Regions from separate parts of the Mus musculus genome. Here regions 1, 2 and 4 are each linked to region 3. The links are chromatin loops, found by intact Hi-C in ENCODE. Cell type or tissue: heart. All regions are shown on one strand.

Region 1 (8,000 bases), 110 kb after region 3:
TGTGGGTGGGACCATCTCTGGGCTGGTAGTCTTGGTTCTATAAGAGAGCAGGCTGAGCAAGCCAGGGGAGGCAAGCCAGGGGAAGCAAGCCAGTAAAGAACATCCCTCCATGGCCTCTGCATCAGCTCCTGCTCCCTGACCTGCTTGAGTTCCAGTCCTGACTTCCTTTGGTGATGAACAGCAGTATGGAAGTGTAAGCCGAATAAACCCTTTCCTCCCCAACTTGCTTCTTGGTCATGATGTTTGTGCAGGAATAGAAACCCTGACTAAGACATCCTTTTTCTGGAGTCCTACTGGAAGTGCATAGGTGTTTTAACTTGCTTCTTCCTCTCAAGACAACCTGAGCATATCTCAGAAAACACAAATACTTTATTTGAAAACAGAGAACTGACACTTAAGTAGTAGCATTTTACATCTTGATGCCAGAAGCATTAAAGCCTGAACAGTAAGCATCAGTTGGGGGCTGGAGAGATGGCTCAGCAGTTAGGAGCACCGACTGCTTGCTCTTCCAGAGGTCCTAGTTAGTCCTGAGTTCAATTCCCACCAACCACATGGTCTTATTGGGATCTAGTCCCATCTTTTGGTGTGTCTAAAGACAGCTACAATGTACTCATATACATAAACTTTTTTTTTTTTTTTTTTTGGTTTTTCGAGACAGGGTTTCTCTGTATAGCCCTGGCTGTCCTGGAACTCACTTTGTAGACCAGGCTGGCCTCGAACTCAGAAATCCACCTGCATCTGCCTCCCGAGTGCTATAAAATAATTTTTTAAGTCAGTTGAATACTGTTTTAAGTGAAGGATAAAGCTAAAGGAGTGGACTCAAGTTAGCAATTAAAATACTTGTTCCAGTACAAATAGAAGAGTTAAGACTATCTTTGAGCTGGGATTAACCACAGATTGAAATACCTTACCAAGGACCTAGCAGTAGAAACTATGCCAGGTAATCCAGTGGAGACAAAAAGGCTGTAGCACAGGGAAAAAAAATAGACTATCAGTAAACTATGGAGGGGAATTAATAAAGGTAATCTCCAGGCACTAACTACCCTCTGATTCAGAAATCCTACACTATTCTGCAAATCCTTGGGGAGGAATGGCAAAGGGAAAGCTTCAACCTTATTTGCATAATAACAGTATTCTAAACAGCTCAATTACCCAATATTATTTAAATCTACATAGCTTTTCCATACAGTAAAACATGCTGCTATTAAAAGGGGAAGAAAAAGGTGGGCGTGGTGGTGCACGCCTTTAATCCCAGCACTCTGGGAGGCAGAGGTAGGTGGATTTCTGAGTTCAAGGCCAGCCTGGTCTACAAAGTGAGTTCCAGGACAGCCAGGGCTACACAGAGAAACCCTCTCTCGAAAACCAAAAAAAAAAAAAAAGGAGAAAAGCTCTCCTTAACCTGATACCTTGTCCCAAGATAGAGTAACAATTCACCACAGCAAATGAATTTGAGCTGTAGACAGCATCTCTCACACTGTGTGCATCCTCAAGCAGGTGTCTGCAGATATGATTCATGCCTTCTAACTATGTAGTGGAGAAAACAAAACCCAGTATAGGAACAGTACCCAAAACAAAAGGCTGTTTAAATGATTTCTTGGTGATAAAAGAAGCACTATGTAGATGTGAAACTACCATGTGAGGGTCAGAGGGTAACACAATTGGCTGGATTAAGTATCCCACTGAAAAAAGACAAGAACCTCAAATTAGCCCCAGGAAAACAAAGCAGAAGTTAATACACAAAAAACAATAGAAATGACTGAGCCAGCAGCAGTCTTTGGAAGATGACATGCCCTTCTGTGTGTTTCAGAATGCACTCCTTCCAGATATGTCTCTGTCCGTATCCCTAAGCTGGATATGTGGCATCACCTTCACATGGCCCGAGTGACTTGTCAGGTGCAGCTAAGGATCTTGAAACAGTCTGGACCTCTTAATAGAACTGCTATAATCCATAAGGCTCTGAAGAGGTGAAGAAGCACAGCTGGCTTTGTGCTTGAAGGAGGGACTTCAGTGCAAAAACAGTGCTCCGGACAAAGTGGGAAAGCTCTAGAACCTCCAGAATGACTTAACTAGCCACTAGTCAATCATAACTCCATTTAAACGACCCATTTCAGGTCCTGTGAGCTAACGGTACATTTGTGTCGCTTTAATCCACTGAGGTGGCAATACATAATAGCAGAACCAGGAAACAATACAAATTCCAGCTGGATCTTTTAAAGATGACAAGTAGACAAAATTAGAAGAAAAGGAACCACGGTAAAAGGAAAATGTAAAATAAGGAAGTTGTATAGGTCCAAGAAAGTATGTGGAAACAAAGCCATAAGCATGAAAGTGCAGCTCCAGCAGAAAGGCCTGCCTGTAACACCTGCTTCATCGGGTCCTGGAGAACTGGTGGGTGCAGTCAAGTTAACAAGGCTAGACTTAACAGTCAGCCAAAAATAAGGTCCATTATTAAGTCCATTAAGTCCAACAAAATAAGGTCACATTATGGTTCGTGTACAATTCATACCTTTCTTGCCAATGCTAACCAGAAGTCCATTCTGCAAATCTTACCTCAAGTACTTTCCCAGATTCCCTGGTGGAGCCCATAATGTCGATCAACTATAGACTGGCAGTGACACCATCAGCTCTCCACAGCCTGCTCCTCACATTCTCTGCTGTCACCCCTTCTCGCCCTCGTTCTGCCCCTGCTCTCACAAGCTCCTCCAGGTGGCAACTGAGTTCCAAGGGACCTTACCTCTAACTTCCCCAGGGAATGTGCAAAAGCCAGAAAACCTCACGGGCAAAGACAGAAACTTGCAAACAAAACAAAATCAAGTTGTCCAGCTTGGCTATACATTAGTGCTCGTTCATCTGTTCATATGCGTGTCTACAAGTCCCTGCCGCTCTGCCACAAGAACCAGTCTGGGTGTGACCGTCTGGACCCCCAAGCCCATTGTGCCCTCCACTATGAAGTTGAAGACAAACTACATTCAGTTGTGTCAACCGTTTTCATTGTAGAGGAGTTGTGCTTTTACTTTTTTAAAACTAGAAGTTACTAGTTTTGTATTTGTGCCTGTGTAGTGCAAGCGCCCTTGGGCCACAATGGGCATGTGGACCTTTCTGAAGGTTCTGTTGTCTCCTTTCTCTGAAGGTCCCCGTAATTGTCAGCCTTGACAGCAAAGGCTTTCACCAGCTGAGCCATCTTGATGGCTCTGTACTAAGTTTTTTCAACCAATGATTCTTGCCCCCACCCAAAGAGTTTTTCCTCTGTCATGAAAAAAAGTCACCAGCATCAGTACATCACATGATCAGGGTTCTAGAAACACATTTCCACCTTAGAAGAACCTACGCTGGTGAGAACAGGAGGCATCAACTGCTCTGGTAGGGCTAGGACTGGGAAGCAACAGTTTGCAGGATGTCCTTGCTGGAAGCTGGGGATATCAGAAGAGACTTGATGGTTCCTGCCTCTTTGTTGGTGTTAATGAGCATCTTGTCTGTCGTGGTTCCCAGACTGGGCTCTCCTCCCCTCTGGGTGAATGAATGGGAGGGCTGGCTGTACATCCCCTCTTCCCTTACTCCCCTGTGCATCCATGGAGAAGCTGGGGGACTGCACATTGTGCATCCTGCGTTCCAGCAGCCCAGCCTTCTTGGCTTGACAGTGTGCTGCACCCTCCTCTTCTGATTCATTTTACTCTGATTTCTTCCTTTCCTGTGGACTTAATCAGCCAGCCCGGCACTGAGGACGAATTCCATTCGGAAACACACTGGGGAAGAAGGCAAAAGAATTTTGGCAAAATCACAAAATGGGAATAATAATACAGAGATCGGAATGGAACACCCACCCATCTCACCCGGGTGCTGGGAGAATTAATTAACGTCTGTAAAGGCCTTTGAGTTCCTTGGGGGGACGTGCCACCAGACAGCTAGCGTTATTGTGGAGGGATTATGTGCACAAATACAATACCAGGAGCCAGGATATTACTAAAAATAAAGCAGACTTTTCTGTGAGGACCTCAAGGAAGGAAATGCCTCTCTGGAAAAGCTTAACTCTCCTTTAATTCCATCGCTTGGGCTGCCGGGGACAGAACAGCAAAGCCGAGATTCCACTGTGAGAAGAGGATTATGTTTTCTGAGCATTGTCAAGGTGCTGGGGAACAAAACAAAATCGCTGGTTTGCCAAAAGAAGGTTATAGTCTTTGGACAAGAGATTAAGAGACTGTTTGGCTAGTGCACTTCGTAGCCTGTCCGCAGGGGGAAAAGGCAACAGGAAAGCAAATGTTTGTTTGCATTTGAGGGAAAAGAGTTTTTTACAAAACGGGAAGAAAGGGAACTGCCTCAGATGAAAGCCGCCATCAGCAGCGGCGCCCTCAGTAAATCTCCCAGAATTCCCCATGTATTTTTTTCCATCTGCGTGTCTCTCAAGCAGACACTTCCAAATCCTAGATGGTTAAAACAAGGAAGAACCCTGCTTGTGTTTACAGAGGAAGACCACGTTAACTTTATACGGTGGAAAGAGCAAACAAGCAAACTTCTTTGGCTCATAAACAGGGAGGCTCTGTCAGAGGTTCCCGTGGTGTTGAAGAGCTCTGGCCTCTTTAGGTTAACAAAACTGCCTGCCCAACGGGGAAGAAATCCTGTCCTGTTCCTAGCCCCTCCTTTCAGCCCCTTCTCTTCTCCTTCCGCCCCCTTATTTTGTAACAAGGCCTCTGGGGCCTGAAGCAGATTAGCAAACAAATAAATCCTTTAATGTCCTGGAATACTTTCCCAGTATAAATGCGATTAATCTGCCAACCCAGCAAGTTCAGCACATCAAATACCCCAGCTGTAGAAAGCCATTTCTCCGGCCCCCTAATTTATGGCAGAAAGGTCATGTTATTTTGATGTTTGTATTGGTTAGACTTTCTTCCTCTGTTTTCTATCTTTGAAAGTGCACTTTATGCAACCTTAGAAAACATCAAAGCCTCTAACAACATCCAGTGACACACAGTAGGAACAGCCGTCCCCAAAGCCTTCTGGGCGTACAAACAAGCTGTGAGTGCTCACCCAGCGGAATCATGGGAATCTGCCCGGCCCTGACAGAATTCAATAGCTCTGTTGGTTTGTTTTATGGTTTTCTGGTTTTTTGAGGTAGGGTTTCTCTGTACCTTTGGCTGTCGTGGAACTCACTCTGTAGACTACACTGGCCTCGAACTCACAGAGATCCACCTGCCTCTGCCTCCTGAGTGCTGGGACTAAAGGCGTGCGCCACAACAGCCCGGCTTCCACTGGTTCGTTCTAAGAACTAGAAAGGACTGGGCTTGAGGTGAACAGAGAGGTAGGTCATGTGGTCTCTGACCCTAGAATTAGAATTAGAGAGAAGGCACATCACCCCGAGACTTGCCCATCACTACCTGCTGTTCCCACCAGTCACAAACCTCCCTGTGAGAAGCTAGGGTGAAAAGACTGTTTTGGGTTATTTCTATGAAACCTTTGTGTAAGCTCTGGTTCACATTGGCTCTTCCTTTTCTGCCGCTCACTTGACATTCTGTCCCCTGGTTAGGAAGCAGGTCCTCCCTGGAGGGCATCATCCTGAGTGAGGTAACCCAATCACAAAAGAACTCACATGATATGTACTCACTGATAAGTGGATATTAGCCCAGAAACTTAGTATACCCAAGATACAAGATACAATTTGTAAAACACATGAAACACAAGAAGAACGAAGACCAAAGTGTGGTCACTTCGCCCCTTCTTAGAATTGGGAACAAAACACCCATGGAAGGAGTTACAGAGACAAAGTTTGGGGCTGAGATGAAAGGATGGGCCATCTAGAGACTACCATACCCGGGGATCCATCCCATAATGAGCCTCCAAATGCTGACACCATTGCATACACCAGCAAGATTTAGCTGTCTCTTGTGAGGCTATGCCGGGGCCTGGCAAACACAGAAGTGGATGCTCACAGTCAGCTAATGGATGGATCACAGGGCCCCCAATAGAGGAGCTAGAGAAAGTACCCAAGGAGCTAAAGGGGTCTGCAACCCTATAGGTGGAACAACAATATGAACTAACCAGTACCCCCGGAGCTCGTGTCTCTAGCTGCATATGTAGCAGAAGATGGCCTGCCTAGTCAACCATCATTGGGAAGAGAGGAGGCCCTTTGGTCTTGCAAACTTTATATGCCTCAGTAGAGGGGAACGCCAGGGCCAAGAAGTGGGAGTGGGTGGGTAGGGGAGTGGTGGTGGGGGGGGGGGTGTGTGTGGGACTTTTGGGAAAGCATTTGAAATGTAAATGAAATAAATACCTAATTAAAAACAAACAAACAAGAAGCAAGCCCTCAGGTGGTGGTTGATAGAACTGGGAGGTCCTCAGTTGTGAGCCATAAGTATCCCTGTGGCATGAAGACTGGAGAGTTCCCTCTGTGACCACACAGGGTCTCCTCCAGGTCTCTGCAGTAAAGCAGTAAGAGCATTAGGGTGGGGCCAGAACTCATGTCCATCGCTGGGGAACAGTGAGGAGCTGTGTCTAGCAAAACAGCAAGGCAGCAATATAGCTACAATGAGAATCCCCCACACCCTTTGTGTATTCTAAAGCAACTACATGCTTAGACAGGATGTGCCTCTTAGGAATAAAGACACATTTAGGCAAATGCAGAAAATAGCGAAGACCCAAACACAGGGAAGGTTGTAACACAAGATAAAGTCCCATCAAATGTGGATTCTCTAGTGGTCCTGCCTGGGGGAAGAATACACAGATAAGCAAATCTGGATGTCATGGCATGCACCTTAAACCCAAGACTTGGGAGGCAGACACAGCCCAGGAGAGCCTGGTCTACACAGCAAGTTCCAGGGCAAATAGTGATATGCAGACCTTGTAACTAACTAAAAACTGAGCACTCCAAACCCAGTAATGGCAATGGATTAATCAAAGGTCCTGACCAATGTGCAGTGCATACACACTGCACATTAAAACCACAAATGACAATTTTGTAAATGTGTACCATGAAGCCTGTGTCTAAAACAACAGGAAGGGCACATCTCACACAGCTCCGGGACCCCAGGACTGCTTCCCACTACAGCTGCTGGGAAGTTTGCAGGCAGGCATCCCTGGGACCTTTTAGAAGGCAGTAAACACACCAGTGTGGGATTAAAGCCACACTTGTGCCTTCGTTTCACCTGAATTGGCTCTGTGAAGACCTTTTCTCTATCTATAGCCACAGTCGGAAGTGCCCATGGCCAGGACCTCAACACATTTCTTTCTGGGGAGATGAAGCAGCTCGGTCCTTAGCATCATGAGCGCCTGGTTTTTACGGCCCATAACAGAAGTAGAAAAGACAGCTATTTTCACCCTGCACTCTGCAATAATCAGGTTTTGACATGGTTTTCTTTTGTTTGTTTTTGTTATTGCTGTGTTAAATGTTTGAATGGAAGAACATGGAAAAGAAACTGGAAAAGTCCTGAAAGACCACTCAGGGAGGTGGGGGATCGCATTCTTTGAAAAATGTTTTCTTTTAAAAATATTATATTATTTAAGGATCTCATGCTATGTATTTTGATCATATTCACTTCCCATTCCTCCCTCAACTCCTCCCAAGTCCATCCCCACCTCTCTATTCCCCATAACTGTGTCCTTTAAAAAAATCATCTATGGACTCCAATTTTACTGCCCATATACTCCTGGGGTAGAGCCAGGAGTGTGGTAGACCTACTGGAAACCATATTCTTAACATCTTCCTGCCGGGCAGTGGTGGTGCATGTCTGTAATCCCAGCACTTGGGAGGCAGAGTCAGGCGGATTTCTGAGTTCGAGGCCAGCCTGGTCTACAGAGTGAGTTTCCAGGACAGCCAGGGCTATACAGAGAAACCCTGTCTCAAAAAACAAAAAACAAAAAAAAAAAAACCAAAAAAACCATCTTCCCCAAGAAGCTACTAACTCCATAGCTCCTCATTTAAGGGTGGGAGTTCCTGACCCCCTCCCTACTCCACGATAGAATGCCGACTGGCTTGATCTTAGGCAGGTCTTGTGCAGGCATCCGCAGTAGCT
Region 2 (8,000 bases), 430 kb after region 3:
CTGTCTGCCTCCTGACACACTGTGACCAGCTAGCTCTACACTCCTGCTGCTTCCCTCCCTTGATGGACTTTATCCTGTCCAATGGCAAGCCAACATGAAGTTTTCCTCCCTTAAGCTGGTTCTAGCTTGTGCTTTTTGGGTGAGATGACAATTATATTTGCTTTGCTAATTGGCATTTTCTTTTGAAGAATGAGTTGTCACTATAGTTCTCCCAGCTACCACGAACAGCAGAGCACGTGGCAGCTCAAAGCTTCGACCTTGACATTCACAGTCTGTGGGACAGAGGCTGATCAGCAATTTGGGTTTCTTAAATAATGATGAAAGCTACCTGGTAGTCTAAATTATATGGATGGAGGTCTTTCCTCTATTATATAAATAAACATAAATGAGAAATTTTGGGTACCTACCAAGTACTCGTGCTTTTAAAAAATAGATGAGTCCTGAGGTTCGCACACAGGAAATTATGATTAAGAAAAATACTCTATGGAAATCTGGCTGAGTGACCATGTGTAGACAGATTTTTGTGTTTGTAAGCTGACTATGAAAAGGTGACAAGTACCAACACACTGTTGGATTTGAAGCAAGAGTGGTTGTGTTATAAGCTGGGTATTATAGGTTGGGAGCAGCAGCACAATGCAGAAGGGCCAGGCATCCAAAAAGTCTAGTCTACAATTGGATCTCAACAAACTGACTGCAGGGTCTCAGGAGCTTTCAGCTTGCCAACACTGGCTTCCAAAGAGACTGCCAACATGTGTTGGTGCTACAGAGGACCAGGCTGACATGTAATAAAACGGAAGTTAATACTTCCTGCCAAAACTTTGGAAAACATGCTTATCAACTAGGAATAATCACCAAGTGTGTATGTAAAACACTGTAATGGAGTTTGACAGAGCGGGAGCACATTTTTAGAAAGGAACTTCTCAAAAGCAATCCTTTAAACAGGCAGGCTAGGTGCCAGCCGGACCATTTTCTTATTCTTTGCTTAAGTATTTACTTTGGAGATTCATGCACCTTGTGCCAGTGGATTTATTTTTATCTATAACGAGGTGGACCAGCTCTTCTGGATTGTAGCATTTCTGGTTGACATTTTCAATAGCCACTTTCACTTGAGTAATTTATAACTGCAGATTTCCTGCCTGCCTCTGGTGTTTTATTCGGAATAGAATGTGTTTCTATATTAAGGCTGATGTGGTGCACAAATGCTTTTAGGCATATAAGCCGATGGTATAATTTGCGCTTGACCTTGGATCTTGCTAGTCGAAAGAGAAAAGGGAAAGAGGTGTTTTTGTCATTTGGGAAACTACCAGAAGCATTATTTAAAAAAGTAGACTGGAGTAATTACCATTACATTTATATTAGAGGGCAAACTCTGTTATTTCCTCTTATTGCTTGGTTTTACAGAATGTTATGCCCCACTGCTTTAATTAAATTCAAGTAATAGAGGAAATAGCAGTTATTAACCTCCAACACTGGTGAAAAATTAGTCTTGAGTTAGCATGGCTTAACATCCAAGCCCTGGTTCTAATCTTCTTTGAGTCCCCTGGCCAAGCACAGTGGAGCTTTGTGTAGTCAGCACCCACATTTATTAGGACAATAAGGAAAAAAACCAAAATGTAACATGAGGTTAGACTCAGGGGGATTTAGGTTAGATTTTAATACAAGCTGTATTCTTATGAACCATGTTAAAGTTTGCAAGATCTGGTAAAAGCAAATATTAACCTCCCCCCAATATCACATTTTTGTGATTGAAAAGGAATTAGTTTTGATAACTTGATTCCCTTTGCTGAAAAGCTCTTAGGAATCTAATATACAGTAACAGGACTTCCAAATTCAGTGATTTTAAAACTCGCTTATTTTAGAACGTCCATCTTTTCTATATATGCCTACATCTACACTGGTAATTTTCTGAAGGGATTTTTGGATTTTTACTATTTACTGACCTCTTAAGTTCTACAAATTAATATACTTGGTTCTGTTGGTAAATTTATTCTGCATCCACAAGAAGTCAGATAATTTTATACAAATGTAGAAATTAATTTATTAAACAATTTTTAGCATATTTATTACAGGACACATTTTTGATGAAGAGATTAACATTATGGTCTATTAATTAAATAGATTGACCCTGAATGTACTTACAATTTGATTTCTGTTTTGCCTGAATTTAACATTAACAAACTATATGTCTACTAAGAAGGATAAATAAATAAGTAAAAGATCTGTTAGATCGTTTGATCTTTAAACTAGGTCTAACGTGAATTATCAGCTTTCTTTATGGTATCTTGTTTCTGTAGAACAAAGTATACCTTCTAATTTTAAGTATATTGTTTCCAAAAGTTAAGTGTGTTTGGCATAGTTTTAAAAGATACCAATGTATGAAGAAACACCCTTTAAATCAAATCTACTGTTCTTATTTCAAATATACAATTAGCAGATTCAGAAAAAACATTAATAAGAAAACATTGTATTTTCTTCTCCCATTCAAAGTGTTATTCTGGTGACAACCAGAGCTTCAATGTGAATAAAATGAAGCCATCTACACGGTAGTATTTTGTAAATATATGAACATTAAACAATACTCTAATAACGGTGTAAAAACGTACAAGTCACGGTATTTCTAGGTTCATGTCTGATAGAAAATGATGTAGGTAAGTATTGAACTCAGTCTTTAGGTAAACACCCATTCTAGTTCGTCATGTGAGCAGTATTATTGGCAAGGCTCAGCGTTGGATTCACTTTTTAAATTAACCACTTCAATGGTTAATTGAGGATTTCTAAGCCAATAAATAGCCCTTCAGCGTTACTGACTGCAGGCTCCGCTAGCATCCCAAACAAGCTAGTTGTGAATGGACCATTCTGCCCCACCGACGACGAGGACGCTTCCCTTATTCCCAGCACATTATGGGACGCCCACTTAGGGCAGCTTTTGTGCAAGGAGCATGTGGCTGTTTAAAGGCCCCAGCGGGACATCCAGGGACCTCAAAGAAGGGAAAAATTTATTTGGAACGATTTTCTTTGGTTCAAGGGCACCCGAAGCAGCCTGCAGCTGGCCTGCTGCTATTCTGGTCTGCGTCAGGAGCCCCTTCCTGCGCCGCTCTCAGGAAGCTTTGCGCTGCTGGCCGGCTCCTCCTGCACGGAGCCTTTGATCAGCCATCCCCTTGCAAGCTGCTTAAAAATAACAGCTGCCGAGAGAAGCCAGGTCTTAGGGAGAGGAAAAGGCCTTTCCTTTCCCAACTGTTGTCTTGCTCTTATGTAAGGGAACACAGATTCCCAGCTTAGAGTGGAGCTCAGGAAACAGTGTAATTAGAAGCGGGGTTGGGGTTGGGGTTGGGGTTGGGGTTGGGGTTGGGGTTGGGGTTGGGGTTGGGGTTGGGGGTGGGGGTGGGGTTGGGGGTGGGGGTGGGGGTTGTTAAGGCAGGTGAGGTAAGTTTGATAACCGACCACTTGCATCCAGGCTCATCTGTTCAGTGAGTTTACAGTTTTGAGAGAAACAGGAACATTCTTTTCTTTGAGTGTAGCCCAATCAGCCCTGGCTTCTTCCACGTGTAAGGGCTAAACCTCTTGCAAATCTTTAAACCTCCCAGGACAGCTCTTAAGCCAAAGACACAACTAGAAAAAATCAAATCACAGCAACAACAAAACTGCGGTCATACTTCTTGTTAATTGGCTTAATACATAAAAGATGAACATATAATTAAATTTTTGATTAAATAATGCTAATTAGTAATATAAAGCTGGAATAAAAATGAGGTCTTTTATTTCTATTTTCATTTAGCAATGCATTCTCAAAAATTGCTTATTGACTAAAAACAAAAACTAATTTGTGTGTGTGTGTGTGTGTGTATGTGACAAGGTCTCTGTAGATAGCCCATCTGGTCTGGAATTGTTTTTCCAATCCTCTAGCTTCAGTCTCCAGAGCACTGAAGTGCCAGGCGTGTTCCTCAATGCCCAGCTTACACAGTTTTTGTTGCGGTTGTAGTTGCAGTCTAAGAATTTTGATTGACATGCGTACGATGCTACGTTTAATGACCTCCATTATTGTATGTTTAAGCAACAAAGCAAACACACCAGAAATCTGAGCATCTGCAATGTGACTGGACTTGAAATGCAATCTAGATGGTAAGATTTCAGTCACTTTGGCTGTAGCATGGTTGCAAGGAGCTGGCAATAATGATGTGTGTACATGGGCCTTGGGAGCCTAGACGCTTCCTCTGCAGTTGGCAGGATTATCTCGTGTTAATTCACGTGTGCAGGGCTGACTTCTCTTGGCCAAACAGGCTATGGTAGTTGATATGTTTATAAAAAGATAAAGGGGGGGCAATATGTTCTATGGAGGTGTAGTCAGGTGTGGGGGAAGGGGGTGCCTCAAAGGACCCATGATGAGACATCCCTTCTCCCTGAGGGACCAGCCAAAAGGTTATTCAGGACATGGGGAGGGGAGTTAAGAGGGCAGGAGAGAGAGAGAGAGAGAGAGAAAAGAAGAAGAAGAAGAAGAAGAAGAAGAAGAAGAAGAAGAAGAAGAAGAAGAAGAAGAAGAAGAAGAGAAGGAGGAGGAGGAGGAGGAAGAGGAGGGTGGCCATGAGAGATGGGGGATGGGGAGAGGGAGCAGGAAGGCGAGAGTAAGAGTGAGAGAGAGCAAGAGAGGGAGGAGGGGGCAAGCAGCCCTTTTTATAGTGAGTCAGGCACACCTGGCAGTTGCCAGGTAACTGTGGGGTGGCGCTTAGACAGATTGCTAACAACAGTGCCCTCAGGGAGACAAAGAAGGTTTGCTACAGTGCTGGGTTTCTTCTAGATGGGTGGATGACCTGTAGTGACTCTGAGGAGATTCAGTCAAAGGAAGAACTGTGGAATGCATTTGGAGAATAGAGGGTAAGATGGGGCTCAATATGGAAGGTGGTTCGGGGTTTGCTGAAGCAGCAAGTGTCCAGGTAGTTAAGGATGGAGGTGTTTGAGAAATGGGTGTGGTTGAGGAATAGTGTTACAGAACCAGTCAGGCTTAGGTTGTGGAAGGACATGCAGGTTTTCACCTTGAGTTGTAGTATTTATTCTCGGTCCTAGAGGGATTGTGCCACAGTGCTGCATGCACCGATGTTTTCAGAACTCCACTTTGCCTAACTTTCAAAATCAAGCTGTTCAAACAAGGGTCTTTCTATTTGTTCTTGTGATTGTGTTCATCACTGCCAATTGTGACAGCCCACACCAGACACCAGGCTTCAAATCTCTAGGCTGCAGCTCTTGCCACTTGAAACATACTCCTAGTCCTGCCTGGCAGGGAGGGACCAGTATTTTCTGACAGGCTTCACCATTGAGTTCAGCCTGGGGGGCTACGGAGCTTGGGTAATATTTGCCTCTCAGAGAACTCTGACAGTGAAATGAAAAAATCCCAGGTGATATGGCTATGTCCTAAGATGGGTGATCCAGGCTCATTGATTAAAGACTTACAACAGAGTGACTAATTATCTTAGTCATAGCTTGTAATGTCTCAGGGACTATGCGACCCTTTTGGCCCACGGCCCAACATTGAAGTTGAGTATGTAGAGAAATAAGGAGGATCTGGAAGGAGTAGGGAGAGGAAAAATGTAATCAAAATATATTTCATAAAAAATGTTAATGCTTATAGAAAAATACAAATAGATCCATACTTACCTCTCTGCACAAAACTCAAGACCAGCTGGATCAAAGACCTCAACATAAAAGCAGATTCACTGAACCAGATAGAAGAGAAGAGGAGGAAATGGCCTTGAAAGCATTGGCACAGGAGACAACTTTCTGAACAGAACACCAGTAGCACAGGCACTAAGATCAGCAGTTGATAAATCTGATATCAAGAAACTGATAGGTTCTGAACGACAAAGGATGCTGCCCTTTGGACAAAGTAGCAGCCTACAGAATGGGAAAGGATTTTATTTTACCTACTTCACATCCGAGAGAGGACTAGTTTCCAAAATATATAAAGACCTCAACAAACTGATATCAAGAAAACAAACAACCCAATTTAAACAGAGGTGCAGACCCAAACAGAACATTCTCAAAAACAGAGCCAAAAACACTTAAAGAAGTATTCTTAGTCATTAGGAGAATGCAAATCAAAACAACTTTGAGATTTTGTTTTTTACTCATCAAAATGGCCAAGATCAATAAAACGAATGACAGCTCATTCTGGTAAGGATATTGAATAGGGGAAACACTTATCCATTGGTGATGAGACTGCAAACTTGTACAGTCACCATGAAATCAGTGTGGTGATTCCTCAGGAAAATGGGACTTGATCTACCTTATGATCCAGCTATACTACTCTTGGGCATGTACCCAAAGGAAGTTTCCGCCTATGACAGAGGCTGCTGCTAAACCATGGTCCTTCTCGGTCTATTCACAATAGCCCAAAATTGGAAACAGTCTAAATGTCACTAAACAAATGAATGGATAAAAAAAAATGGAGTACATTATGAGTGTTATTCAACCATTAAAAAGTGAAATTTACAGTCAAATGGAGAGAACTAAGAAAAAAAATTATCCTGAGTGAGGTAACTCAGCTCCAGAAAGACAAATGTGGTATATAATCACTTATATGTTAGTATTACTCATTAGCCATTAAGTCAGTGTTAAGCAAGCACTAATCCACAGAACCACAGAGATTACAAATAGAATAAGGAACTGAGGGGAGGGCAGATAGATCTCTCTAGGAAAAGCAGATAGAATAGATAGTTATGAATGCATAGGAGAGCCTGGAACGGGAGCATCAAGTGGAGAGGAAGAGATAAGGGGATGGGAGGAATTTGGGGAGAGACAGGCACAATCAACATCCATTTGAGGGGCAGCATGGAAACCTAATACAGTAGCAGCTTCCTAAAATACATACATATATGAAGGGTATCTAAATGAAATCGGTAAAGGGGGAGACAGAGTCCCAAGTGAACATCACTTGTTACCAAATAAAGTTTCCACTACCAGGGTGGTTTTCACCTAATTAAGTTGTTGGCCACAGTGGTAAAAATGGAAATCTCCAAACAACCATGGCCGTTGCCAAGGGTATAGGTTGCTCTCCACAAACAATAAGGTCTTATTGCTAAACATAAAACCTATGCAACTCATTAATCATGGAGACGTTGAGCTGGTGCCTACCTAGAGCCTTCACCTCTACAGGCTAGTGCTCTTGGTATCAGAAGATACTCTGCATACCACCAAAGTAGAAACAAACACCAACCTAACCACAAAACCTTTGATCTACAATGGTGCTCTGCCTGCAAGCTATGCCAGAGCAATGGTGGCATGAAGCTTGTGGGCTTAACCAACCAATGTCTAATTTGACTTAAAGCCCTCTCTAAGAGGTGGCACTCATACCCAATGCTGCTTGGGTGACCAAAATCCCAAGATTAAATAACCCAGAGACTTAAGGTGAAGCAAAATACTACTGTTCTCCTAAAGGAACATAGCATTACAATGATTCCTAATGGCGTTATGCTGTGCACATAGATCAGTTCTTTGCTCAGACATCATTAGAGACACTTCCTCTTGTAGCAAATAGGAACAAATACAGAAACCCACAGCCAGACATTACACACACAGAGAGAACACACAGGACTAAATGTGATGTCTCCATCAAATCCGTCCCCTCATAGCTCAGGGAACCCACAGAAGAGGAGGCAGAAAGAGTATAAGCCAAAAGGGATGGCAGACACTGAGGAAATAAGGCCCACTAAAATCAACTGGATTGATGCACATATAAATTTACACAGACTGAGGTAACATGCATAGGGTCTGCATGGGTCTACACCAGATGGGGTCCTAAATCTGAAGGAAGTAGATGCATGACCCCATCCCTAACCCAGAGGCAATCCGCAACTGATAACCACTTCCAAATGAAAATTTGGTTTTCTCCAAAGGAGTCTCACTGGGGTAACAAGCTACTCTTAAGGGAAGGTTGCATGCCCAGCAGTAGATGGCCAAGAGAAAATTAGCTTAATGGCACCTTTGGAGGTTCCTTGTCTCATAATGTTGTG
Region 3 (8,000 bases):
TCATAAAAATTATTCAGCCCATCAGCTTTCTATGTTATTTGAAAATGTGTTAGACAGTCTGTTATGTCATTAAAGTCTACAGTTTTAATACTTTTTTCAGAAACAAATAATAGTTAAGCATTCTAAATTTACCCAAATGAGTACCTTATGTTTTGTGTTTTTAGTTTCATTGTAGCTATGAGTTAATGGGTTTTGTTTTCCTTTTGGATACTACCTTCCTACTCTTCCTTATTGTTACACGTTTTTTCAGTGTGGTACTCACTATGTGTGTATGGAACATTTGAAAAAATATTGATGAACATATAATAAAACAAAGCTTCTTTTAATATGTATAGTTTAATTAGAATATCTAGACATTTTAATGTACTGTAATCATAAAACGTGAGCGATCCAGACTTTGCAGTTTTTTAGTGGTATTTGTATTTGTACAGATTCAGAACAATTGATCTTTGGTCTGATACTCTGCTGTCTGATACTCTGTTCCTGACAATTTGGTATTGCAGTTACTCTTCTCTGACACAAGATGGTGATGCTCACCTGAAATGCTTCCAGTCCAGGTTCCACTCTTCTCAAAGCAGGATGCTAAGGAAATGAGTGGAAGTGGTTCTGCTTTTAGAAATAACAGTTGATAACCTCTGTGTTGATATATGCATTGTATAATTTATGTAACAGATTTATATTTATGTGAGCTAGAGATACATAAGATGAGAGCTTTAGGAAACATTAAATAATGAAGTGATTAATTGATTAATCATGTTAGGCTAAATAAAACAGTACAGATGCAAAAGGCAGCAATGTATACTTACTGATTCTATTTATTTGACATTCGGAAAACCGGTGGTATCAAAAATTAGATTGGAGTGGCTGGGCTGCAGAGATGGCTCAGCAGTAACTCCATGCCCTCTTCTGATGTGGTGTACATGCATGCATGCAGGCAAAACAGTCATGTATATAAAATAAAAATATGTGAAGCTTTAAGAAAAGAACAGATCTGGGGGGCTGGTGAGATGGCTCAGTGGGTAAGAGCACCCGACTGCTCTTCCGAAGGTCCGAAGTTCAAATCCCAGCAACCACATGGTGGCTCACAACCATCTGTAATGAGATCTGATGCCCTCTTCTGGTGCATCTGAAGACAGCTACAGTGTACTTACATATAATAAATAAATAAATAAATCTTTAAAAAAAAAAAGATTAAAAAAAAAAAAAGAAAAGAAAAGAACAGATCTGGAAGGCTTAGAATTTGCTGCAAAGCGGCATACTAGACATTTTTGAGATCATATAAACGTCATTTGACTTGGATTTGAGTTGGTTATCCAGCCATGTGTATATGTCAACATCCTTGGATTTTGCACAGGAATGTTTAGGTTTTCTAATCCTATAGATTATATCACAGAGACTTGATGTGACAGGAAGGGGGAATATATTGGGGGGGGCACCATTTCAGAAAAGGGATGGGGGGAAGGAGAGAGGGACTCTATGAGGGGAATAGGGGCACAGAGATAAGGATGTAATAAATAATAGATAAAATTATATCAATACATTTGATCAGTAAGAAAATACTCTTAAACAACAACAACAACAACAAAAAACATCTTAAATTGAAACAACTTAAAAATAAAACGTTAGCAAGTCAGGTGGAGGCAAGGCTTTGTACTCCTCAGTTCCTCTCCAACGTTTGATTATCTCAGACAACACATTTCCCCAGACCTCCCATCACCCCTCGCCTACTGAGTTCAAAGCTACATCTACAAGGAGGGCACCTTCTTTCCAACTATACTAGCTGGTGTTCAGTTCTTCTTTAGGAAGATACCTGTACTGTTGTTGTATTGGGCTAGAAATTTTAACAATTCTTTAGTAACGTAAGTCAGCTCAGTTGTGCTTTGGTTGTATTTTTATATGTTGTGTGGTGTAATTCAGTGTAATCTAAATTATCTTCCTGTTCTTTCCCATACTACCTTCCTACAAGGTCATTATCACCTGAATAACAGTGTTACCTTCCATGACTGAGCAGTCTGTGATCAAGAATGAAATGTGTGACCTAAAGTTACACAGTGAATGAGTGACTTGATAGCAGGCTTACTCCGTGATTTGTTCTTTAAAAAGAAAATACAAGGGTAAGAGTGCTGGCTGTACAAGGGTAAGAGTGCTGGCTGTTCTTCATATCAGGGCTCAATTCCCTGCACCCACATGGCAGCTTACAATTTTCTGTAATTCCAATTCCCGGGGATCTGACACTCTTACACAGACATGAAACCAGGCAAAGCACAAATGTACATGAAATGAAATTAAATAAATGATTTAAAAAAAACAAACACAATAAGCCAGTTTTAAGATTGCCTTTTAGATGTCTGTTCTCATCATGCCCCCTTTACTTTGTGTGTTAAAGTGCATAAAAACAGGTTAGTGTATTTTATATAATTAGAAATGTGAACACAGTATAAAGCACTGAACAAGGTGAACAAGAGACTTTCTAGTCTATTTATTGGATTTTTAAGACAATTTCCCTCATTAATTCTATATTTGAGGAGTTAACGCTCCTTTTGATTCCTCTTTAATGAAATTTCTCCCCCTTTTTTAGACGTTGGCAAAGGCCTGATATTTTAGTGAGCATAATAACTTTATGAGGCTTACTTCTTCTGTAAAATGTCTTAAGTAATTACATGCTTAATGTTTGTATGTCTTTTAGCTATCCATATCTGTAATCCATAATGGTATTTTTGATAGTCACATTATATTACTTGATGACCTGAGTACAGTTTAGGGCAGAGGATAAAAGATGAGGTATGGGGAAGGCAAAGGAAGCATGTTGTGTGTGATGGCTATTTTCTTTTTCTATGACTTTATATTTGACAATTAAAATAGAGTAAGCACTTGTAACTTAGAAATAGTTGATATGTTTTCTTTGTGCTCCTGGGATATTTTAATAGAAGACCAAGTGCACTGAGCTAGGTATTAAGCTGAGTAGATCCTGGTATACCCCTGTATTTGGTACCTATGTTTGTGGAATGTGTTTGTATGCCACTGTACCTGGTTTTCATGTATCATGACAGCAATGAATAGTTACTATATAGACTGTACCGCTAAAGTTATATAGTCTCTGGCCCCTTAAGGAAAAAAATGCCCCTGAACCAAAGAAAGTGAAGTTCTGTGGACCATAACAAGTTAAACTTTGACTATTATTAGATCATTTACCAAATACCTGTTTAGTACCAGTATGTGCCATGCAGTAAATGAGACTATATAGAAGGGAGTCCAGGCATACTCTGCAAAAATGTTCAACATTTTGCCAGTTACGATACAGCTTGCAGAAAGCTGATACTTAGGAAAGATCTGGGGAATGCTCACATAGCAATACTCCCTAGGAAAAGAGCCCAACAGTTGCCTGGCATCATAAAGATGCTGCAACCTGTTTTCTCTCTCATGTTCTGCTGGTTTATATGCTTGCTTTTAAATTGTATTCAGATGTGTTTTCTTACACTATTTGTTACCATACAGGATATCTGACTCTACTGGCAAGGATTGTCATCTGTTTTGTTCATTGATATGTCTAGTACCTAAAACACATAGCACTAGTTAGTATGAAAGAGACCTGCCTTACATGTTCTTAGTCTATTTTTGTACTTGGAAAGCATCAGCCTTTCATATATCAGCTATAATTTTAATGAACTAAATTGTGTCAGTGTTTAAGTTCTGTTATATGCATTTCACTGAATTAGTGAAGGGGGTCCTGTTTTGGTTTGTTTTTGAGACAGGCCATTGCTCTGTAACTCAGGCTGGCTTAAAATTTACTGTCTTCCTCTTACAAATGTCTGTTACCACAAAAGATTTGAACTTCTTAAAATAGTTCATATTGTTTGTGTATCACATTTAAATCTTGTGTGTCTTTGGTGTTTTGTTTGGTTGTTTGGTTCGTTTTTTCCAGATAGGGTTTCTCTGTGTATCCCTGGCTGTCCTGGAACTCACTCTGTAGACCAGGCTGGCCTCGAAGTCAGAAATCCGCCTGCCGCTTCCTCCCAAGTGCTGGGATTAAATGTGTAGTTTAACAATATTTTTAAGAAACTTCACTTTTTAAAAAGTAATAATTTTTACTGTGCAGTAAGATACACATCCAATCTTAAAATACTTGGTAAATCAGAATTCATTAGAACTAACTTTAACTTTAATTAGTGAATATCTGAGCTATCCAAGAAATCTTTATGCAAGGGGCCACAATAAAGAAACTGTAGCCATCGTAGCTCACTGTTGGGAGAAGTATCCTTGCTTCCATTACCTTAGTAGTTGTGTCTGGCAGTCAGGGATCCTGCACATACTGAACTTGATTATTTCCTTCCTATTTACTTGAAGGCCATTTTTACTACTTTTTATCAGCTGTCACCCACACTTAGTACCCCTGACATTACCAAGTTTCTGTTCTGAGGTTTTGTTGCTCATGTTTTTCTTTCTTGGTCCATCTAGTCTCTGTTTTCTCCCTTGCTTCTCTGCAGGGTTGTTCAGTCAGTGATGTTCTACAGTTGTTCATCCTTTGCTGATTTATTTTTCTATATGTCTGAGAACTTGAAGTCAGAAGCCATCAAATCACTTTGAATAATTCTCAGATATCTGCTATTATGTGACTATTTGCCCACTGGATGAAGAGAAAGATAAAAACATTTAAATGCTATTACTACCACATAAATTTTGTTAGCATGAAATGTTTAATCCTTTTTTGTTTTCTTATGGGTTTTAATGAAACCAACAATTAGGAAGAATTCTTTTGAAAGATAGTCTCATGTTATCTTGGCTTTTTTGTAATTGTAGACATTTTGTATCAGCAGGGGGCAGTCAAGCCAAATTTCATTCTGCTAGTTTATGAAACATGAACTTTTTATTTCTGTAAGTTGTTCTATGTAATACATGAATTGCATTTTATCATGCATTTATAAGCAAAATTCAAAGCTCATTTTTGGTAAGTCTGTTGGAATTTAATAAATATGTTGTTATAAAAGGTAATCCCCTTTTTTCTCTTAAATTAAAAAAGGAAATTGGCACATAAAGCCCATTTGTTGGATTTTGATGTTTTGTTTGTTTGTTTTGGTTGGTGACCACTTTACATAGATAACTTTTGTAGCTTAGTTTTTCCTTTACTAAGCTTTCCTGCTAAAGTGATTATAAAATTTCTTTATTTTGTCCTGTGAATTTGGGGATAGTTTTTAGTGGCTGTAGCATAATGCTCTGTAAAATATAGCCAACTCTTTGGTAGTATTTGTTTCCTTCCAGATCCTGTCTTGGCAATTGTTGTCTACTAGTGTTACAGATAACTGACATCAGTGTTAGCCTAGTAACTTTTCTTAGGGAAAGACACCATTTATTCTAAACTGTTTTGAACATATGCTGGAGGCAGTATCACTATATCTCCTGTTTTGTGTCCATAATAAGATTCAGGAAAACTGCCTTTGTGTAAACACTCGAGTGGCTCCTAGACAAGTATAGTCCTGTCTGCTGGTGGGCAGGAAAGAGCGGTGTCCTGGAATGTTGCTGAGGAGGAAATCTCTTTTGTGTTCTACAAATGATATCTTTAAACTTCTTAAGAATATCATTTTGAAATGATAGCTCTGTGTTGTGTTTCCTTCTGTTTGCTAATTTTCCATGCACTTAGTTCAGAAATGCATTTAATATGGGGAAAAAACATTGTGCTTGAAAACACATCTTTCTAGTATTTTTCTGTTAATTGTTGGTAGAAATGTCAGCGTAAACACTGAAATTGTATTGGTAGTAATCACTCCTTCTTGTTCTCTTAGTGTAAAAATTTTTGATAAATCTCTGCAGACTTAAAGGATACAGCATCTACCAGCTCCCCTTGAGAACTTGCACTGAAGAAATAATGTGGGAAAATGGTTTTTAACACAGAGATTATACTTTTTTACAAGTTAGATGTGATGGGGCTTAATTTTGTTATGAAAATTAGTTGTGTAAGCTTAACCTTAAATGTCTAATTGATGGCTGTTTATGTGTTTAATTATGATAGCTAATAATTCACTTTAGAATTATATTGAAGTTTCTGTTTAATGACTGAAAAATGGTTATGGCTAGACTTTTTAAGCAGTTACCGAAAAGAAAAAAATCCAAACATCATAAACTTGAAGAATTATGTCCAGTTTCCTGTGTTCATGGTTTCTTTTCTTCTTCTTCTTTATGAACTCTCATTGTTAAAAACCTCATTATTTAGTAATGATTCTCTACTTCAACCCTTCCTCTAAAACCCAGCAAAATGTACCAGGCTTGGTAATGCATCAAAGTGCTGAGGCAGGAAGGGTCCTGTCTTGGAAGTAGAAAAACAGAAGTACAATAGAACAGAGTGTGAGCTGTAATAATGTCCAAATACAAGATTTTTAAATGCTTGGTAATAATTTTAGAAAATTATTATATAATTACTATGATTACATAATTTTATTGATGTATATCAGACCTTATACACTTTTATTTGCATTAAATACGTTGAATATTATTCTTCATATTTATTATGCCTATTCTTTTAAACCTATGAAAAAGAATCGTGAATGTTCGGCAGTGGTGGCGCACACCTTTAATCCCAGCTCTTGGGAGGCAGAGGCAGGTGGATTTCTGAGTTTGAGGCCATTCTGGTCTAAGGAGTGAGTTCCCGGACAATAGCCAGGGCTACACAGAGAAACATTGTCTCTAACAAACAAACAAACAAACAAACACCCCCTCTCCCAGGATTTCAGGATTCAAAAGAATCCTGAATGTTGAATGTTGGGTTTACAGAAATTTATTAGGTCTTTGAAAGATAAGAGAATATAGGGCTGCTTACATACATGGTGATGTGATGTATCAGTTTCTTGTTGCTGGGCTAAGTTCTTATCCTTTCCCTTTGTGACCATTACCCATGACTTTGACTGGAAGATCTCTTATTTACCTATAAGTAAAGGCTGTAACGCAAGTACATAGAAATGCATTTTCTCTTTTGAGTGCTAAAGTATGGCATATTCAACTCCAGTTTTTTAAGTGATGCATTTATAATATGTTAGATATCTTTTTAGTTATCCTGTCTTAACTTTATGAGTTAGATACCATTATAATACCTGATCCTACAAAGAGCAACATATACATTTAAGAAATCTGACCAAGGTCACAGAGCTGGGAACTAAATTTTTGAGTTGACAACTGTAGAGTTAGTGATGCAGTCCCATAATTATAATGTACACTGATTTAATTATTCAAAAAGAGTTACTTTATGCCACCACCCTTTTTCTTCCTATTTGTGTTAAATAGTAGTCCCGTCTATTCCATTAGTTCCTTCTGTAATGTCACAGAGTTGCATATGTACAGTATGTAGTCTCTTGAGAATGATTTCTTTCATTTCATGAAGTTAGGTTGTTGCTGTGCATCTAAGTTCAGTTTTTATAAAGTACAACTCTGGTCAGTTTATATGTACACTTATTCACAGGCATTTAAACTATCAGTTTTGCAATGAAGGATAATATTGTAAATGTTTATGGCAGGATTTTGTGTAAACATGCAGGGTTTTTTTTTTGGGGGGGTGGAGATTTCTTTTTCTTTCTTTCTTTCTTTTTCTTTCTTTCTTTCTTTCTTTCTTTCTTTCTTTCTTTCTTTTTTTTTTTTTGTCTCTCCTTTGTGTCTTTTTTCTGTTCTGTCAGTTTTACTAGACCATCCTCTTAAGTTTCTTCTGTCATGTCACTGCTGTGGCTTTACTGATTTTTCTCTATTGCTTTGTTATATTTAATTTTATTTCTTTCTTATAACTTCCTTTTTTATATTTTGTTTTCTCATTTTTGTGGCTGGTACTTTAATTATTAACTTGAAGCTTTACAAATGATAAAGATTTCTCTCCGGAAACTATTGCCCTATGTTTCACAAAACCTTAGATGTGTTCTATTTTTAGTCAGCTCAAGTGTTTGATAAAGTATTTAGAAATATGTTGCCTAATTTTTAAATATTTGGAATTCTCCATATACTCTTTGGAGATCAGGTTTTTATGATCA
Region 4 (8,000 bases), 140 kb after region 3:
ACATCACAGCACAGTCCATGTTTGCATGTCTGTGGTGGTGACATAAATGAGCCTGTGCAGCCCACCTCGGGATGGCACAGTGTGTGCGGTTACATACAGTCCACAGCATGCGTTGCTGAAACGGATGCGTTGCTGCTGGATTATGCATTTTCTGTGCTATGCTGTTTAGAGCACCCCTCCTGCTCTGAGACGGTAACCACAGCAGCTGCATGTCTCCTGCTTAGCCTCTCCCCCAACTGCACTGTAATGATTGGCCCCAGTACATGCTAGGATGATTGTACAGTGATAGAATCACACAACTGAGTTAATGTCTTTGGCACTTACACACAACTGAAAGGCGGTGTTATGTGTGTTGCGACTTATTTGACATGTCAGATGGACTGGGTCGGGAGATGTCCAGATAGCTGCTAGAACATTCTTTCTGGGTGTATCTGTGACAGCGTTTCAGGAAGAGATATACAGTTGAAGCTGTAGACAGCGTAAGCAATGCCTGTCCTCCACATGTGGGTGACCATTACCCAGATGACTATGGGCTTGCTTATAACAAATATATGGAGGGAGGACACATTTACTCTGTTTTAATGGCACATCTATCTCCCGTGTCTGTGGTTCTTCCAGCCTGGCTCTGGGGCTCTTGGGTTTGGATCAGCTTTGAGCATCAGATTCTGAGGCTCATGGCTTGCAGGTAAATGGCAGGCCACAGGATCTCTCAGCCTCCCAGATCATGACAGCCTCAGGAAGAGTCTCTTTCCACACTTATGCATCTCCCACTGTCTCAGTTTGTCTGGAAAATCTTGACTAATCCTGTGGGCAGATACTTTGTTTCATGAAGTTGCCAGAAGCTAGTTTGAAATAGACAGGAAATTCCTTTATATAAGCTGTTGACTGAGAATGGATTCCCCATAGGCTCATGTATTTGGATGCTTGATCCCGAGTTGGTGGAACTGTTTGGGAAGGATTAGGAGGTGTGGCCTTGTTGGAAGAGGTGTGTCATTGGGTGCAGGCTTGGAAGTTTCAAAAGCCCATGCTATTCCCAGTTAGCTCATGCTGCCTCCTACTTACAGAGAGGGGTGCCAGTTCTCCATTCCAGCCCCCTCTCTGCCTGCTGCTGTCTTGCCCTCCACCATGATAGCCATAGACTCACCCTCTGGAACTGGGGGTTTCAAATTAAATCTTTTTTTTTTTCTATAAGTTGCCTCAGTGTTTGGTGTTTTTGTCACAGCAATAAAACTAACTAAGATGCAAGGTAACTTGAGTATTGTTTCTGAGACAGACATCTGTGGTGGCAGCACTAAAATCTAAGAAAATGCAGGACCTTGGGGATGGCTCTGTGATTAACAGTGCTCACTGATCTTCCATAAAACAGCTCACAAGTGCCTGTAACTCCAAGTCCTAGGGATCCAATGTCGTCTTCTGGTCCTACATCTTCCATCCTGAGTATCCTCTGACCTTCCATCCTCTCTCTCCCACACACTGGTCTCTCTGCTTTTCTTTAGTAGAACCACCCTGTCTGTGTTTGACACTCCCTACCACACAGGCCTCAGATGTGGTGGAGAAGCTTGTTGAAGTGTGAGGGAAACAAGGACAGTTGCCACTTGGAAGCAAAGGCCACCAAGAGCCACCAGTGGTTGCAGCACCACATTTACTCTGTCCTGGATGAGCTGTGATTCCCCTAGAGAAGTGCTCAAACAGAGAAGTCTCAGTGCAAACCTGCAGCCCACCCACAGGCCACCTTCCAAAGCTAAACAGGTGAGAAAGAAAAGAGGCTAAGATTAGGGGTAATTGTTCCTCATAATGTAACATTCTTTGCAAGTGTTTCATTTGCATACACATGATCTATGTGTGTTGGGCAGGAAGGGCAGTGACAGGGATGAGTTGGATTGTTGCTGGAAACTCTGCATTTGGCTGGCTCCAAGCAGCAAAGGAGATGGGTCCGTGCAGAGGTTATGTGAGTGGGAAGCAGTCTGTGCAGAATGACCTGGATACTGATTGGTTGGTAGCATGCTGTAGGCTCTACCTGCCAACACACGCGCTTCCTGTCATAGGGTTCCCTCTGCCCAGCAGTTCCAGAGGGAAATGGCACAGTCCTAAGTGCTTACTCTTAATCAACAAAAAGGAGCGAATGAGTGCAAAATTCAGTACCTTGTGCAGGGTGCATAAGAAAGGAATAATATAATTTCAATTAAAATTTAAAAATGCAAAGCGGAAAAATGGCACATATATAATATGCACCAGAAGTTCTAGAAAAAAATACAATAAGGTAAACAGTCAGCTCAGCCAAAAGGAGATGTTTATGATCTGTGATGCAAAAGGATGTCCAACCCTTCTTCTAAAAACAGAAAATTATAAATGAAAACCACAGGTGATTGGTGGAGGCTCAAAACCTTGACTCTGTGCTACATGTTGAGGTGAGGAAATTGCTCTCCTTCTCTCTTCCTCCCTCCCTCTCCTTCTCCCTCCCCCCCCCCCACCTCTGGCAATTCTAACATGTATGAGGGGTTGTCATAGTTATGAATGGGCATCTGGAAAGATCTAGAAAAATCCCAACTTCGTAAGTATTTGCCAGTGCAGTTCTAGGACTTTATCCCGTGCATCTGTCCAGAGAGTAATCAGGTCTGTCCCCTGAAGCATTGCCTGTCCCAGGAGAAGACTGATGAAGACCCCGAGGGGATGCAAGTAGGAAGCTGGGTCAGTGGTGACTGTAGTCATTGAGGAAACAGTGCTTGAGACTGGGGGGGGGGGTGGCACATGACAATAAAACACATCTAAGCTATGATGCTGCCTGAAAAGAGAGGTAATGAATGATGTGTAGACAGGTGACCACCACACAAGGTGATGGACTACAGGGAAACAAGTCTATTCTTTCATCATTATTCCTTCTGTGTGCAAGGCTACCTGAGAACCTACCTAGTAAATTTAACTGTAGGGAGCGTAATTTTTACAAGGACAAAAAAAGATCGTCACTTTGGCGCTCAGAAACTTTAGTTTTGTTTTGTGTTTATGAGTGTTGGCCTGCATGTATATATGTGTGCCACAAGCATTCAGTTCCCAAAGAGGCCAGAGGAGGGCACCAGATGCCCTGAAACTAGAGTTACAGTAAGCCAGGTGCTAGCTACCATTTGGATGCTGTGAACTAAAACTGGGTCCTCTGGAAGATTAGTCAGTACTCTTTATCACTGAGCCATCTTTCCAGCCCTCCTTTATTTTTAAAAAAGTATTATCTAGTCAAAAACGTAAAAACAGATAAACTATGGCAAAAATAGATAAGGCTTTATATTTTCTTTGTAATAGTCGGTGGAAGACCGTCAGTTGTATTTCTCCCAGCCTTTGTAATCTCACTCATAGATAACAGAATTGTGTTTGTTTCAAGACTTAGTTCTTCATTTACAAGAGTCCATATAACTTTAATGAATGCTTCCTCACTAACAGTTGAAGTAACCAGAAAGTAGCTGCAGTTCTGTACTTAGATGAATAATCTAGGGACATCGTGTAATTTACTATTTATTTGAATTTAAATGTTCCCATGTTACTGGGCCATGGAAATAAAATGTTCATGAAACCTTGAGTAATAGTTTAGTTAAGCATGTGTTTCAATTCTCCTGGTTTTAACAAGAAGCCAACTGAAGGGTAGCGGGACACCGTGAGAGAGTCTGTGTTTGAAATGAGCAAGAGAGAGAATAAATGTAACACGTATCCTTTTTGGTCCTTCTGGGCAGAATGAATGACTGCCTTCCAGTGGACGAAGGTTTTCTTCAGCTGTCACCTTCATCAGTCACAGGAAACAGGACTAAGCTGGGTGTGCTGACCCATCTGTCATCATCTCAGAGGTGGAGGAAAGAGCATCAGGGATTCAAGGCCATCATCCTCAGCTACATAGTAAGTATGTAGGAGGCCATCCTGGGAGAGGCAAGACCCTGTCTCAAACAACAACAACAACCCCAAAACCAAAAACAAACCCCCCAAACCAAAAACAAAAAAACCAAACAACAAAGTAGCAAATGATGATGTGGTGGTTTAAATAAATACAGTCTATTCATGTGTTTGAATGCTTGGACCATAGGGATTGTCACTATTAGGAGGTGTGGCTTTGGAGGAGGTGTGGCCTTGTTGGAGGGGTGTGGCCTTGTGTGGAGGGGCGTGGTCTTGTTGGAGGAGATGTGGCCTTGTTGGAGGGGGAATGGCCTTCTTGGAGGGGGTGTGTGCCTGGTAGGAAGAAGCGTGTCAGTGTGTGTGTGGGGGGGGGGGCTTTGAGATCATAAATGCTCAAGCTACAGCCAGTATGAAACACACACAGTATCCTCCTTGTTGCCTGAGGATCAAGATATAGACTCTCAGCTCCTTCTCCAGCACCATGCTTGCCTGCATGCCTTCATGCTTCTTGCCATGATAGTGATGGACTGAACTTCTGAAACTGTAAGCCAGCCCCAGTGAAATGTTTTCCTTTATAAGAGCTACCTTATTCACAGCATCAAAGTCCTAACTAAGACAGATGGCCTGGGAAGATAATTCAGTTGTAGACTGTTTGCCCAACATGTGTGAGGTCCCTGGTCCAGAAAAAAAAAAAAAAAAAAAAAAAAGGAAAAGAAAAAACAAAAGAAGTGCAAAGGATACCTCTCTTTAAAAACCCACCCTTTTACATTTATTTATTCATTCATGAAGTGTGTGTCCACACCAGCACACAGAGGAAGTCTTGCAGGAGTCAGTTCTCTCATTATATCATGTGGGTCTGAGGATCCAAACTCAGGCCAGGTAGCAATTGAACTTTGCCTGCTGAGTCATCACTATAGCCCAAAGGAAAGTAGCAGCTGGTGTCAATGACATCATCACAGGATTTCTGTGCAGTTATCATAGGCATTGCATATGAAAATCGCCCAGTGATGTCTCTGGCTCACAGGTGAAGGCTCCAGTGCCACGCTTGTCCTAGGATTCCCTCAGGAGTTTGTTGCTTTTGTTTACAGTAACTGGAGAGGCCACCACACCAAGTGTCAGGGACATCTATGATATTTCAGACAATGTGCAGTAACAGAAATCAAGCCAGGAAGGCTCTGCAGGATGAGTCAAGGGCTCCCTGGGGAAGAACGCTCACTCATCTGTGTTCCCAGTCCTTCTTTGGCCAGCAGGAACTTCTGGGCCTTCCAAGTCCTTCTCTGTACCTGCCCCGGACCCTCCAGCCCCAGTCCTGAATACAAATCCTCCTCTCAGTACCAACCCTTACTTTCTGCTTCTCACTACCGTGAAGTTCCAGGTGAGGACCCTAACACCATTGGTTTACAGTAAATGGATGTTGGACACTGTTCAATGTTCTGTGTATATCAGCTGATGTGATGGTAGGCCCTTTCTTCTTTCTTGGAGGTTATAACAACGGAATGATTCTCACAGTTTGAGCCAATCTTATGAGCCTGGAACAAATGCCCTCGGTCCTGGTGTATAGGACCTTACCCACTGCCAGGCTCTTCTGATGATTTCTGCATCTGTGTTTATGAGAGATGTTGGGCTGTGGTTTCCCCTCCTATTCTGTGTCACATTCTGCAGAGAGAATAAACACTAGCCTCATAAAATGTGTAGGGAAAGTCTGTCTTTCTGTCTGTCGGGAAGAGATGGTGTAAATGGTGAGGAGTCTTATTTAAGCATCCTTGTTCTGCAGAGATTTCTTTTTGCGGGGCTTTTAAATGGTAAGTTTAGCTTTAAGGGCACAAGAGAGTTGAGGAATCTATTTCGTTCTGGTTGGATTTTATTAGTTTTATTTAGTTATTTATTTATTTTGATTTTTTAAAATTTATTTTGTTTTTTTTGTTTGTTTTTTTTTTGTTTGTTTTTTTTGTTTTTTTGAGACAGGGTTTCTCTGTGTAGCCCTGGCTGTCCTGGAACTCACTCTGTAGACCAGGCTGGCCTTGAACTCAGAAATCTGCCTGCCTCTGCCTCCTGAGTGCTGGGATAAAAGGCGTGCGCCACCAATGCCTGGCTAGTTTTATTTTTGAAAGTGGTATGTCTATCCCAGGTTGTCTGGTCCGTGTGCATGAATCTGCTTGTGGATTTCCTTGCTTTTGTTTTAAGGGTGTAGGAACCAGGGTGTGGCCTCTTACTTAGTGACAGTGTAAGTGATTCGGTTTTTTGTTTTTGTTTTTTAAATTCTTCTACTTTTGCATCCTTTAAAATCATTTGTCTTGGTGCTAAAGACCTGGCTCAGCAGATAAAGAGCATTTTCTGCCCATGACTCAAGTTTAGTTCCCAGCACCCACATCAAGTTGCTCACAATCACCTGTAATTCCATCTCTGGGGGATCTACCATATTCCTCGAACCTCTTTAGGCTCTGGCAAGCCCGTGGTGCACATAAGCCCATGTAGATGCACACACATACACTTACATTAAAAAAAAATAAAAAATTTTAAGATATTCTTAACTATAAAGTAAGATGATAGTATTATTTCTCAATTGTAGCTATGACAGATTAATAAGATCCAGTGGCTGGAAACAGCACACCTAAGAACCTGAAGGTTAGAAGTTCAAAATGAGGTTTGCCAGTTGAAGTTGAGGTGCCCACAGGCTGTGCTCCTGCAGGGAGGCTCTGAGGAGAATCGGTTTCTGGCCTTTCACAGCTTCCAGAAGCTGCCATGGATTGTGTGGGTTAATGGCACAGTCTTCAAAGCCAGCAGAAACTGCTCCAGGCTTATGGCACTCTGTGTTGACTCCTCTGTTCCCCAGGTCTATACCTAAGGATTGTCGCACCCACTCAGACAAACCCAGGCAGCTAAAAATCAACCTAAGGCCACCTGCACCCCTAACTTCTCCTAGCCATGTAAAATTACCACACTCAGAGGCTTAGGGGTAGATGTTTGGTTGACCCCAATTCTGTACCTCAGTGTCGTACTTTTCTTCTTCTTCTGCACTTGGGATTGAACCCAGGGCCTCACGTGCAACCCAAGCAGCGTACCACTGAGCTATATAGCCTGCCTCATTTTGACTATTTATTTTGAGGTAGGGTGTCACTAAGTTGTCTATGCAGGCCGTATCTCGGCAAGCCTAGTTCCTGCAGTACTTCTGCCTCAGGCCCCCAGGGAGCTAGGATTTCAGGCCCATACCACAAGCCCAGCAAAGATTGTTGGGAAACGTTAGCACATTCACTCAATATTTATTGAGTATTGATACATCAGGTACAGCAGGAAATCTCTGCTGAGTTGGATCCTCCATGCCACCCCTTTATTCTTCAGGATGAATCTCATACCCCCTTTCATCAGCCGAGCTCTGCTTCGAGATCCTCAAATTAGGCATTTCAAACTACTCACATGATTTTCCTAGACTGTTGTCCCCTGCCCACTTCTTCATCAGGGAAGCTCTCCCCTCCTCCTGTTTGACTCTTTGACCCTGTACTGATTACCGTCCCTGGGTCTCCCTCAGCCTTTAAAGAATGCTGGCTCAGCACTTGACAGTGATTCAGACTGGGCCGTAGTCTCTCCACTAACCTAGTAAGATGGCGAAGCTTATCTATTCGGTGCCTGAACCAATACCGGAAGCAAAAATCCACCCAGTAAGATTTGGTTCCATATAGAAATAGCCCCTGTGACAGAGAATCTTCATTGTCCCCTACCGGGATTTGGAATCACCAGAGCAACACTCCTTAGGGTATACGAATGAGGATGTTCTCAGAGAGGGTTCACTGAGGTGGGAAGACCCACACTGAATGTAGGTGGCACTGTCTGGGGTCCCGGACTGAGCAAAAAGGAGAAAGTGGGCTGGGCACCAGCATCACCGCTCTCTGCTTCTGACTGACGCCCTGCTGAGGCGGACTGGCTCCCTGCCCTGATGGACTGCTTCCGGCTAGGGTGTGCTGCTTCCGGTTGGGGGGGATTGACTTCCTGCTGTGGTGGCCTGACTTCTCCCGTGGTAGACTGTCCCCTCGGGCTGTGAGCCAAGACAAATCCTTTAGGCATGTGTCACAGCTATAGAAAAACACCGTTGACACTCTTCCCCAAATCCTAAAGCATTGTGTTCAGACTTCTGT

The links. Hi-C counts contacts between places; a loop is a spot of excess contacts. Peaks named below come from ENCODE experiments on the same cell type or tissue, not always from the same donor. Only the 100,000 strongest peaks of a DNase experiment are listed, where the experiment ranks them.
Region 1: a loop joins it to region 3, with 2.4 times the contacts of the local background. A loop is called at or near these places in 3 of 42 quality-filtered maps.
Region 2: a loop joins it to region 3, with 2.1 times the contacts of the local background. A loop is called at or near these places in 2 of 42 quality-filtered maps.
Region 4: it touches region 3 in a loop (2.1-fold over the local background); 3 of 42 quality-filtered maps call a loop at or near these places.

What each region holds. Positions count from the first base shown.
Region 1 is chr3:37,582,476-37,590,475 of GRCm38, forward strand. The region is part of intron 2 of Gm36412 (a long non-coding RNA gene); the gene reads right to left. Among named protein-coding and RNA genes, the nearest start is that of Gm36412, 16 kb to the right of the region's middle. In heart, a CTCF peak has its summit at 4,222; a DNase peak (open chromatin) is centred at 3,806; H3K4me3 peaks cover 1,044 bases; H3K27ac peaks cover 1,333 bases.
Region 2 is chr3:37,894,073-37,902,072 of GRCm38, forward strand. Gm20755 (predicted gene, 20755) reads left to right here and starts at 4,741. Exons shown (of 4, transcript NR_040559.1): 1 at 4,741-4,869. In heart, no CTCF peak of the experiment used is centred here; DNase peaks (open chromatin) are centred at 739 and 3,189; H3K4me3 peaks cover 895 bases; H3K27ac peaks cover 920 bases.
Region 3 is chr3:37,467,841-37,475,840 of GRCm38, forward strand. All of the region lies in intron 14 of Spata5 (spermatogenesis associated 5), which reads left to right. Among named protein-coding and RNA genes, the nearest start is that of Spata5, 52 kb to the left of the region's middle. In heart, CTCF peaks have their summits at 521 and 4,814 (motif pointing right); no DNase peak of the experiment used is centred here.
Region 4 is chr3:37,606,065-37,614,064 of GRCm38, forward strand. 4930594O21Rik (RIKEN cDNA 4930594O21 gene) reads left to right here and starts at 3,827. Exons shown (of 3, transcript NR_130162.1): 1 at 3,827-3,876. In heart, a CTCF peak has its summit at 3,054 (motif pointing right); a DNase peak (open chromatin) is centred at 7,827.